Regions from separate parts of the Homo sapiens genome. Here region 1 is linked to region 2. A link is an interaction called in ENCODE POLR2A ChIA-PET data of the cell type or tissue named here. Cell type or tissue: GM12878. All regions are shown on one strand. Links, peaks and the distances in the headings refer to the core of each region. The heading gives the core; the rest is flanking DNA.

Evidence for each region. Peaks named below come from ENCODE experiments on the same cell type or tissue, not always from the same donor. Only the 100,000 strongest peaks of a DNase experiment are listed, where the experiment ranks them.
Region 1: POLR2A ChIA-PET joins it to region 2 with 8 read pairs; 1 of 35 experiments calls an interaction of 5 or more read pairs at or near these places.

The regions. Positions count from the first base shown.
Region 1 is chr22:46,998,383-47,003,756 of GRCh38, reverse strand. All of the region lies in intron 10 of TBC1D22A (TBC1 domain family member 22A), which reads right to left. Among named protein-coding and RNA genes, the nearest start is that of TBC1D22A-AS1, 85 kb to the right of the region's middle. RefSeq lists enhancers at 2,191-2,380, 3,281-3,780, 3,781-4,282. In GM12878, for the core only: no CTCF peak of the experiment used is centred there; DNase peaks (open chromatin) are centred at 2,206, 2,606 and 3,196; H3K4me3 peaks cover 618 bases; H3K27ac peaks cover 1,041 bases.
Region 2 is chr22:46,717,583-46,722,956 of GRCh38, reverse strand. CERK (ceramide kinase) reads left to right here. Exons shown (of 13, transcript NM_022766.6): 2 at 1,942-2,055; 3 at 2,749-2,871. Among named protein-coding and RNA genes, the nearest start is that of CERK, 18 kb to the left of the region's middle. RefSeq lists an enhancer at 1-118. In GM12878, for the core only: no CTCF peak of the experiment used is centred there; a DNase peak (open chromatin) is centred at 2,686.

The DNA.
Region 1 (5,374 bases), core at 284-5,283, 280 kb before region 2:
CGGTGTGTGTGTACAGGCATGTGTGTGTAGAGTGTGTGTATACAGGCATGTGTGTAGGGTGTGTGTATACAGGCATGTGTGTAGGGGTGTGTGTGTATACAGGGGTGCATCTGTAGGTGTGTGTATATGTATCTGGTGGGTGTGTGTATAGAGGCATGTGTGCGTAGGGTGTGTGTATACAGGCATGTGTGCGTAGGGTGTGTGTATACAGGCATGTGTGTGTAGGGTGTGTGTATATGTATCTGGCGGGTGTGTGTGTACAGGCATGTGTGCGTAGGGTGCGTGTGTACAGGCATGTGTGCGTAGGGTGCGTGTGTACAGGCATGTGTGCGTAGGGTATGTGTGTACAGGCATGTGTGTGTAGGGTGTGTGTGCGTATACTTTAATTTCAAATAACACATTACATTTAAGGCCACATTCTTGTCATCTGTAACCTCGGGGAGCAAAGGGTAACCTAGAGCTCAAGCCTGGGTCTGAATTCCACTTCACCCCACTCAGAACTCACCCCTGGAGGATTACCAGATAAATACAGAAGAATCAGTGAACTCTGAATTTCAGTGTGTGCCAAACACTGCTCAGGGCATACTTATATTAAAAAATTGTTCACTGTTTATATGAAATTGAAGTTTAACTAGACGTTCTCTATTTTTATTTGCTCAGTTTGGCGCCCCTAGCCCTTGGAGGTTCCGTGGGGTTAGAAGGTAGAGAGATGCAGTTGTTTCCATTTTTTACTAAAGAGAGGCAAAGGCACAGTTTGCAGGAGAAAACTCAGAAGGCACATGGCTGTGGCCCATCCTACATCCCCTAGGCGGCCCTGGCGACAGCTTCGATGCTGTTGCTGGGAAGGCCTCTGGGCTGCTGCTCCTTGCAAGCTAAGTTCAGATCAGCTTAGCAACTATCAGGTTTTGCCAGCAGCTCCTCCTGACCCATGAGGGCCTCCCAGCCTTAAGTCCCCTCAGAACAACGTGAGGGTGGAGCCCACCAGAACCGGGGCCCCAGGGAACAGCTCTTCCCACTCCCCTCATCCAACGGTGCCCTGGCACCACCACTGTGGCACCAGAAACAATCCAAGAGCCTCCCTTTTAGTGCCAGTGTCACCCCCAATGGGACAATTCTCTGATCTGAAATGCAGTTGTTTATGATCTACTCTTAAATCTGAAAAAATCAAGAATGGACATAATCAAATGGACACATCTGCTGAGGTTTCAAATATTCTTTTAAAATACTGAAAAAAGTTCTCTATGGTTTTTTTAATCAAAAAATGTAGCAAATATCTCATTTATACAGACGTCATCTATGTCACAAAAGATGCATGACACTGAGTACCAGGTGGGGCTGGCCCCAGAATTCACACAGAGGGGCTCTGACTCCAGCCTTTGGAAAGGCTAGGGCTGAAGCCCACTCCTCTGGCCATTCTATCTTGGGGACAAACAGGGATCATGTGATTTCAGAGGTTAACATCAGACGTGACAGATGTAAAAACAAAATGTACAGGGGACGTCATTAGGATTCACTGCAAAAATGTGGAATTTCAAGTAGGTGTAAGCGTTCTCGATGTAATACGGAGTGGAAATCTCATCGTGTGCTTTATACGCTGAAATTCTATCAGTTGGAGAGTAAAGGTACATTTATTATTACAGCAGTAAATTACTAAATAATTGGTGCGAACTGTTGATTTTATATACAAAATCCTTTGCTAAGTAGGGAACAGATTGACAATTAATAGAAATATTGAGAACACATTAGCTAGATAATTTTAGAAAGAACAGCATACCCTCTTTGAGCCTACAAATGCTTATTAAATTTTAAGTAACACAAGGCAGGATAATACAGATTAGGCGACATCCTAATTCTATTTTTTGTGGAGTTGCTGGACACATGCCCTATTCTAACATAAAACAAAATAAACTTTAAGACTTATATTTAACTTTTAGTTATTTAATTCCACTTAGCCATGAGCCTTGTTTCGAGAATTTTTCAGAAAAATTATTCTTCCTGAAGAAAAATGCCAAGCCCTTAAAATATTCCAAAAGATTATATAAAAGAATTAAATTTGGGTTAAAACTCCAGATTTATGCTCTTATCTCTGAAGTCCTTTCTAGGCTGGTGCCTGTGGAGCTCGGCAGCACTAGCCACCAAATACCCACTTACAATCATCCACAGGTTCTCAGAAGCTGACCTGAAGCAAAACGACATATAATGAAACCAATTTTACCACAGGGTGATTGACAGAAACAAGAGGTAAGTTTCAATGGCATATTTCTGGTCACAAAAACATCACCCAACTTTTTTTTTTTTTTTTTTTCTTTTTTGAGATAGAGTTTCACTCTTGTTGCCCGGGCGGGAGTACAATGGCGCGATCTCGGCTCACTGCAACCTCCGCCTCCCGGGTTCATGTGTGTGGGTCACTTTATTTGAAAAAGGTGTTTGGAGTTATTAAAAAAAAAAAAAAAAAAAGAAAGAAAGAAAAAAATACAATTTCAGTTGTAACTTCCTCCAGACAAGATTTTGTTTTGCTTCTCACTAGCATTCTGGGGAACTCCAGTATAGAATCATCATAACTGAGGTTCAAACAACCCTGATCCTCTCAGGTTGGAACCTAGATTTTATGAGGGAGTATCACGTCCACTTTGCCCTCACGTGTCACTATTCTGGGTCTCACAAACTGTATGGGCATTTCTCAGATCCCTATCCTGACTAATCGGGTTGGATGCAGGCACTACATGAGGCGCCCAAACCACAACCAGCTTTGGGATGATTTTTCTTCTGCATCAGGAAACACACACCCAGAACACTGGTGGCTTTAGAGCTGGGCATACCTAGCCAGGTCCTAGCTTCACTCTGGCCCAGGAAGTCCTTATTTTGTAGATAGCAATTCAATGCTTTTAAGACATTTATTTTTCTTTCCTTTTTTTTTTTTCTTTTTGCTTTGTTGGCTTAATTTAAAAAAACAAAAAGGTCTTATCCAGTGGGAAATGTGGTTGAAATTATCTAGCCTGCCACGACTGAAAACGCACGTTCCTCCTACTCTCACCTTTTTCTTTCACTCCAAATTCAGTGGCTCCAGTCACCCTCTCTGATTCTGTGGGAACTCATACAATGTCTGTCCCGAAGGATACAGGGGGCTTCCCAGGGAGTTCCCCATCTGCGGGCTTGCCTGTCGCTTTACTCCCTGCCCAGCACACACCCTCGAAGGCTGCCGCCCATCCTCCTTTCCACGCGGCTTCCATTACAGACACAGCCCTCTCTCTTCATTCTCAGCACCTTCGTGTCTCCACGGCAGACTTTTACTAAAGGTTTAGGGATGACAAAGAAGGGTCACAGTACTACTCAAGATAGGAAGAAACTACTCAGAAGTGCTTTTGAGAGATTCTTTCACAACTCCTTACCACAAGAAAACAAGAGTGATGCAGCCCCTCTTCCGATCTGCCCTCTCACCCCTCACCAGGCTTCCCTCCATCCCCAAGACCTCCCCCTCCTCCAGCTCTCTGCTCGCTCCTGATGAGCCCTTATCCTCGCGCCACCACTGCTGAAACTTCCGCTTGACTTTGCAGAGCAATTCGGCTCTTTTCTGAACTATTCCCATCTGGGCAATGCCCTCAAAACCTCTCCATTCTTAATCAACGAGTCCATGAAGATGTTTTCCTTCACTGAATTATCAAAATTTTCTGAAATAAATGCTGTCCTTCTCCTAAAACGCAGAAAAGAGGGAGAGGCTTGGTTTTTGTTTTTGAGATGGAGTCTCGCTCTGTCACCCAGGCTGGAGTGCAGTGGCACGATCTCGGCTCACTGCGAGCTCCGCCTCCCGGGTTCACGCCAGTCTTCTGACTCAGCCTCCCAAGCAGCTGGGACTCCAGGCGCCTGCCACCACGCCCGGCTAATATTTTGTATTTTTAGTAGAGACAGGGTTTCACCATGTTAACCAGGATGGTCTCGATCTCCTGACCTCGTGATCCGCCTGCCTCGGCCTCCCAAGGTGCTGGGATTACAGGCGTGAGCCACCGCGCCCGGCCTGAGAAGCTTTTTTTTTCTTTAAGCAATTTTTTCTTCCTAGAATATCCTCTGCCCTTAATAAAATCTTTACAATCCCTGCAAAAAGTTCCAACCCACAAATCCTTTCTCTAGGAGGCAAGTGATGAAACAGGTGAGGGGGAGCTTCACGTGGCCGAGACCTGCAGATGCTTCTCCCAAGTTTGCTCAGGGATGATGGCGCCCACCAGTCTGAGAGCTCAAACGCGAGAAATTCTGTCTATTTACTGCTTTAGCAGCCTGGGTATTCTTATTATGAGGCCATGATAGAAATTCCTTAAGGTTTCATTAGAAGAACAGGAACAAGTTAGACAGTTTAACCTCTCAACGGCAACACACATCTTTCTCTGTTGTGAAGCACTGATCCTTTAAACAAAAAATTGCCATATGAAAATGGCCTACTCAGAGACTGCGCTGAAAATAAAAATATGATTTACTAAAAAGTACAGATTTCGTTGGGGTTCCTTTGGTTATCGCTGCTGCTCTCTTAAACAATCATCCAGCGAATCCGCAATGTGCTTCTTTCTGAACCACAGCACCAGAGAAAATCAATTCAAGTATTTCCCAAACTGCAGCACCGGAACAAACGAGCACTAACCACAACTTTCTAACCTCCACGAAAACACGAAATACGCCTTCCAAGGGACACAAGCGGAAAAGGAGGAACCTGCTCAGAACGTGTAATTCACATCTACTGCAAATCATACTTCAGAGGAACGTGTAATTCACATCTACTGCAAATCATACTTCAGAGAACTCAGTGAGGCTGGGGAATGCTTGTGAAAGTGCTGGCAGGGAAAAGAACCCAGCCGCACCCAAACAAGACCGCGCGGTGGAGCGTGCGGTGAGCGCACATGAACGCACTGACGGAGGCAAAAACGGTATTTTTAACAGATGATGGGTTGAAAAGCAGCTAAACGTAACACTGAAAGTATTATCAGAAGAACTGCAGACAACTTCATAATATGGAAATTAGGTAATCACCATGAGACACAGAGTTAAAAATCAGATTCAATCAAGGAACAAAATGGAGTTTGTAATTTGTAGGAGTCCATTTTAGAATATCACTCAGCAGTTTCCCAAACCGAGCGCCCTTCCCGTGAAGACTGCTGTTACGGCCTTCTGTGCTAAAGGCGCAGGGAGGGGAAAAGGCACAGTGACCGGCAACGCTCAGCGGGCAGGGCCCTGCAAGGCACGTGGCCAGGGCTAAGTTTCCAACAAAGTGCAATTTGTCTCCACATTCTGTGAAATAATTTGCCAAGCGCGCATGGGACTCTTTGTGAAAGAGCATGTCTCTTTTCCACACCTCATCACTGACCAGCTGGTATCACAAATACATGCCCGG
Region 2 (5,374 bases), core at 245-5,244:
GCCTCTCCCCAGCTCCTGCCCCTACGTCGCCTTCCTCCACCCACGGGGAATCCTCTGAACCCTGACCCTGACAGTGAGGCTGTCCCCACCACCTCCCTGCCCCAGCACCTGTGTCGCTCCTTCTGGCAGGACGCACGTGGACTGCCTGGTCTTGTGCTGGCACCCCTGGCACGGCACGGCCTGCAGCCTGGCTAACATGGCAAAACCCTGTCTCTACTAAAAATACAAAAATCAGCTGGACCTGGTGGTGGGAACCTGTAATCTCAGCTACTTGGGAGGCTGAGGAGGGAGAATCGCTTGAACCGGGAGGTGGAGGTTGCGGTGAGCCGAGATGGAGCTATTGCCCTCCAGTCTGGGCAGCAGGAGCAAAACTGCATCTCAAAAAAAAAAAAAAAAAAAAGATGGGAGGCCCAGGTGGGGCACACCGGAGGGTGGGGACCCTGAGAGTCACTCTGGACCCCACATCCTATACCCAGGAGGAGGATGCACACAGACACCTCCTGAGACCTCTGCTCTCCAGCCAGACTTCATCCTCTGTAACCCACCCCCTCCCCATCAAGTCTGCTCCCCTGGGGCTGGCTTCACTTCAGAGGGAATCAGGAGGCCCCACTACTGGCCTTTCAAAGGTTTCTACAGTGCTCAAAGGCCCAGTTCAGACACTACCCTCCCAGGTTCCTAGAACTTGATTTCCATGGGCCACAACTTTAAAAATGATGCAAAATTACCACAAATGTTATAGCAATTTTTTTTGCATTTAGCTACGGCAAAAATACGGTATTTTAGCTATATTGCAGGTTTTATAGCCAACCTAGGAAGCTAACCACAAATTATAACATTCTTCTGTGTAAGGATATATCATACATGCCTAACAGTAATTCCAGAATAAGCTTTTGGAAGCCACCTTCCTCAAACTTGGCTTTGCTGTCTTCAATCCCATGCTCTCCTGGGCAAGTTCTTTCAGGCCTTGGACTTCAGTTACCCGTCACCTCCCACAGCTCTGCTGCCAGCCCAGAACTTTCTTTGATGTGCAAGCCTGTAATTACAGCTGCCCAGCAGATGAACACGCCCCAGGTGGCTCGGGTGGAATGGGTCCTTGCTGGTTCCCAGGGTGGAGCATGTCCGGTGCTGTCATCCCCTGGGCCCCTGGAAGTCTCCCCTGTCTCCTCCCCCTGCACTCCAGTTCGCGCCACACTTGGGCTCTGCCTCACTTGCAAGCTCCGTGGTTCCAGCTGTCCCGGGTCCTGTCACGTGTCTCCCTCCCACTTGGATTTCTGAACCAGGCACTGTCCTGCAGACAGAGGCCATGTCTCGAGCATGTTTCCCCAAATTTCACATGGTAGCTGGCCCGGAATGGTCCGCATTTGCTGCTTGAATGGGTGAGCAAATCGTGTGAAAAATCACAGCCTCCATTTGGTGACTCGGCTGAATAAAACATCCCGCCGTCTGGTAACATTGAGCTGCCCACAGTTATTTATTTGTGAGTTTAAAAGTGACCTATAACCTTCCTTTTTGGGGGAGGGGGTATTAAAAAAGCTGTTCGGGAGGCTGAGGCAGGAGAATGGCGCGAACCCGGGAGGCAGAGCTTGCAGTGAGCCGAGATCGAACCACTGCACTCCAGCCTGGGCGACAGCGTGAGACTCTGTCTCAAAAAAATATATATATATATGTATATCTTTTTTCTTTTTGGAGATGGGGTCTTGTGCTGTTGCCAGGGCTGGAGTGCAGTGTCACCATCATAGCCCACTGCAACTCCTGAGCTCAAGCGATCCTCCCTCCTCAGCCTCCCAAAGTGCTGGGATTACAGGTGCACACCACCACACCCAGCCTGAATTTCTAATGAGAATATTAAAGCAGAATATTCTCAGCTTCTTGGAGTTGGACTGATTTTACCTGTGTGGATTCTGACGAATTCTTTGACAGAAGGACGTGGTGTTTTTACAGATGCCTGCTCTGTGCCTGTATCTGAGATCATCGCCGTTGAGGAAACAGACGTTCACGGGAAACATCAAGGCAGTGGAAAATGGCAGAAAATGGAAAAGCCTTACGCTTTTACAGGTGATAAGCCTAAATGTCTTCTCCCACATTCTTCATTAATTCTATGTAGATTACACGAGAGGGAACTTTTCTGTTACTTGTTTAACAAGCTCAATGCATTGGTTTATCTTTATGAAATCTTCCTATTTTTTTCCCCAAATGCTACCTTTAGTTAATGTTTTAGTTAATGGTCATTTTTCCCCTTATTTTTATTTATTTATTTTTTTGAGACAGAGTTTTGCTCTTGTTGCCCAAGCTGAAGTGCAGTGGCGCGGTCTCGGCTAGTTCAACCTCTGCTTCCTGGGTTCAAGCAATTCTCCTGCCTCAGCCTCCTGAGTAGCTGGGATTATAGGTGCCCGCCACCACACCCGGCTACTTTTTTGTATTTTAAGTAAAGACGGGGTTTCACCATGTTGGCCAGGCTGGTCTTGAACTCCTGACCTCAGGTGATCTGCCCGCCTCAGCCTCCCAAAGTGCTGGATTACAGGCGTGAGTCATCACAGCCAGCCCTTTTCCCTTATATGACTTAAAAGGTTTGAAAGATCGGATGTTTTTTTCTAATATACCTTGAAAGTTACTAATTAGAAGGGAGGAGAACCCCTGGGAAATTTTGGTTAGGAACCTATAATTAGCTGCATTTGGTGCATATTCACTTGAGGTTTTGTCAGTGACCCTGCAAACTTTGCACTAACGAGCATGCTTGCTTCTGTGCAGTTCACTGTGTAAAGAGAGCACGACGGCACCGCTGGAAGTGGGCGCAGGTGACTTTCTGGTGTCCAGAGGAGCAGCTGTGTCACTTGTGGCTGCAGACCCTGCGGGAGATGCTGGAGAAGCTGAGTACGTGTGTGTTTGGACTGAGAGACAGGATGGCCGTGGTGGCATGCGCATGCCTGATTGGGTGATCTTCCTGAAGTGTCTCCCCGTTTCGTGCAGCTGGCCATACCCCAGGTGGACATGATGAGTCAGGCTGACTTAATTTCTCATGAGCAGACCATCCCAGTGAATGCAAAGGGCATGGGCTCCACAGCCTGGACCCTGGCATGGAGTCCAGCCCCCTGCTCACTGGCCAGGAGGCCTGGGGGCGGGTCACTTACCCTTCTGAGCCTCAGTTTCTCTTTCTGGAAGCGGAGATGGTAATAGCTTTTACATTCGAGGTGAATGTGAGAATTAAACTGGGCACATGGAGGAATACACCTCACATCTGTCTGGGATGCGTCCATGTCTTTTTTCTTTTCTTTTCTTTTCTTTTTCAAGATGGAGTCTTGCTTGGTTGCTCAGGCTGGAGTTCAGTGGCGCGATCTCAGCTCACTGCAACCACCACCTCCTGGGTTCAAGTGATTCTTCTGCCTCAGCCTCCCGAGTAGCTGGGACTACAGGCATGCGCCACCACGCCTGGCTAATTTTTGTATTTTTAGTAGAGATGGGGTTTTACCAAGTTGGCCAGGCTGGTCTCAGACTTCTGACCTCAGGTGATCTCCCCACCTTGGCCTCCTGGAGTGCTGGGATTACAGGTGTGAGCCACCACGCCCAGCCAGGGATGTGTCCACATCTGAAATGTAGTAGGAGCCTGGAGCCTGGTGGGTTAGTTATTGCATGCTGAGTAACAAGACTTTGTCACCCTTAAAAAGTGGTAGGATGGCTAGAGACATAATCTGTACACCAAACCCCCATGACACGCACTTTACCTATATAACAAACCTGCACATGTACCCGTGAACTTAAAAGTTTAAAAAAAGGAACATATGGTAGACACACACACACACACACACACACAAAGTGGTAGGTGTTCATTCATTTTGTATTCATAACACTATTTCATGTTGTTTGCTTATAACCTTAATAGGCAATTTTTTTTGAGACAGGGTCTCGCTCTGTCACCCGGGGTGGAGTGCAGTGGCATGATCTTAGCTCACTGCAGCCTCTACCTTCCGGGCTCAAGTGATCTTCCCACCTCAGTCTCCTGAGTAGCTGGGACTACAGGTGTGTGCCACCACGCCTGGCTAATTTTTTTTGTACAGACAGGGTTTTGCCATATTGCCCAGGCTGATCTCAAACTCCTGTGCTCAAGCCATCTTCCTACCTTAGCCTCCCAAAGTGCTAGGATTACAGGTGTAAGCCACTGAGCCCAGCCAATACACAGTCTTGACAACTCAGCACAGGCTTCACCCATAGAATAGAAATGGCATGTGTTTAGGTTAGTTTTATATATTTTTGAATGAATTTGGCACCTACATCAAGAAAGTGAATTTCAGTTTATTAAAAGGAGGCATTCCCATATATCTGCTTCAGAGCAGCATCATTGCTTGAAGGAGCCCTCCTCTTGATTACAACTGGGGCAGGAGGGCCTGTGCTTCCATACTTCCCTGTTTAATCCTGGGGGACTTGGCCTCCACCACCTGCTGTCGTGAAAAGCTCATCCTGACCGTCCTCACATCTCAAACCACCACAAGCCCCGTTCCTCTGCATGTCGTTCCGCACTAGGCTGTTCAGAAGAGTGCATCTGTTTCTCCCGCCTTCCCCTCCTCTGTTTGTCTCTCGACTCCCCCTTTCCGTCCGTCCTGCTTTCTCCTTCCCTTTCCTCCCATCAAACCTGTTTTCATGAGACTTTGGCTGACTGGATTCCAGACCTGATCCTATAGGTGCAGACTCCAAGAGAAAGTCCTCTGAACCCTGCCTCCCACTGGAGAATGTGGGTTCATTTTCATCTTTATAATTGTGCATTTGATATAGTCTCCTTGTAGCTAAAAATTGTATATGATTCTATTGTTTCAGCTACTCTACAATTTTAACTTCTAACCCTGTTATCTGTTTTAGTGGGTTTTTTTCTTTGTTTTGTTCTTGGTTTTTGAGACAATCTCACTCCATCATCCGGGCTGGAGTGCAGTGGTGCAATCTCGGCTTACTGCAAACTCCTCCTGGGTTCAAGCGATTCTCCTGTCTCAGCCTCCTAAGTAGCTGAGATTATAGGCACCCATTACCACACCTGGCTAATTTTTGTATTTGTTGTAGAGACAGAGTTTCGCCGTGTTGGCCAGACTGGTCTCGAACTCCTGACCTCAAGTGATCCGCCTACCTCGGCCTCCCAAAGTGCTGGGATTACAGGCTGTTTTAGTATTTGTCATATCACAGACCCAGAGGATCTCATTCTGAGTGTGCACTGGGTGAATTTTCACGCTGAGCACACTTGTGTAACCAGCACCCAGATAAAGGAGCAGAATATTGCCAGCCCCAGGGTCCCCCACCGTGCCCCTGTGGTCATGACTCCCCAAAGGGGAACCACTGCTGCGACTTCTAAACAACTAGGTTCACTGTTGTACTTGATAGAAATCAGATCATACAG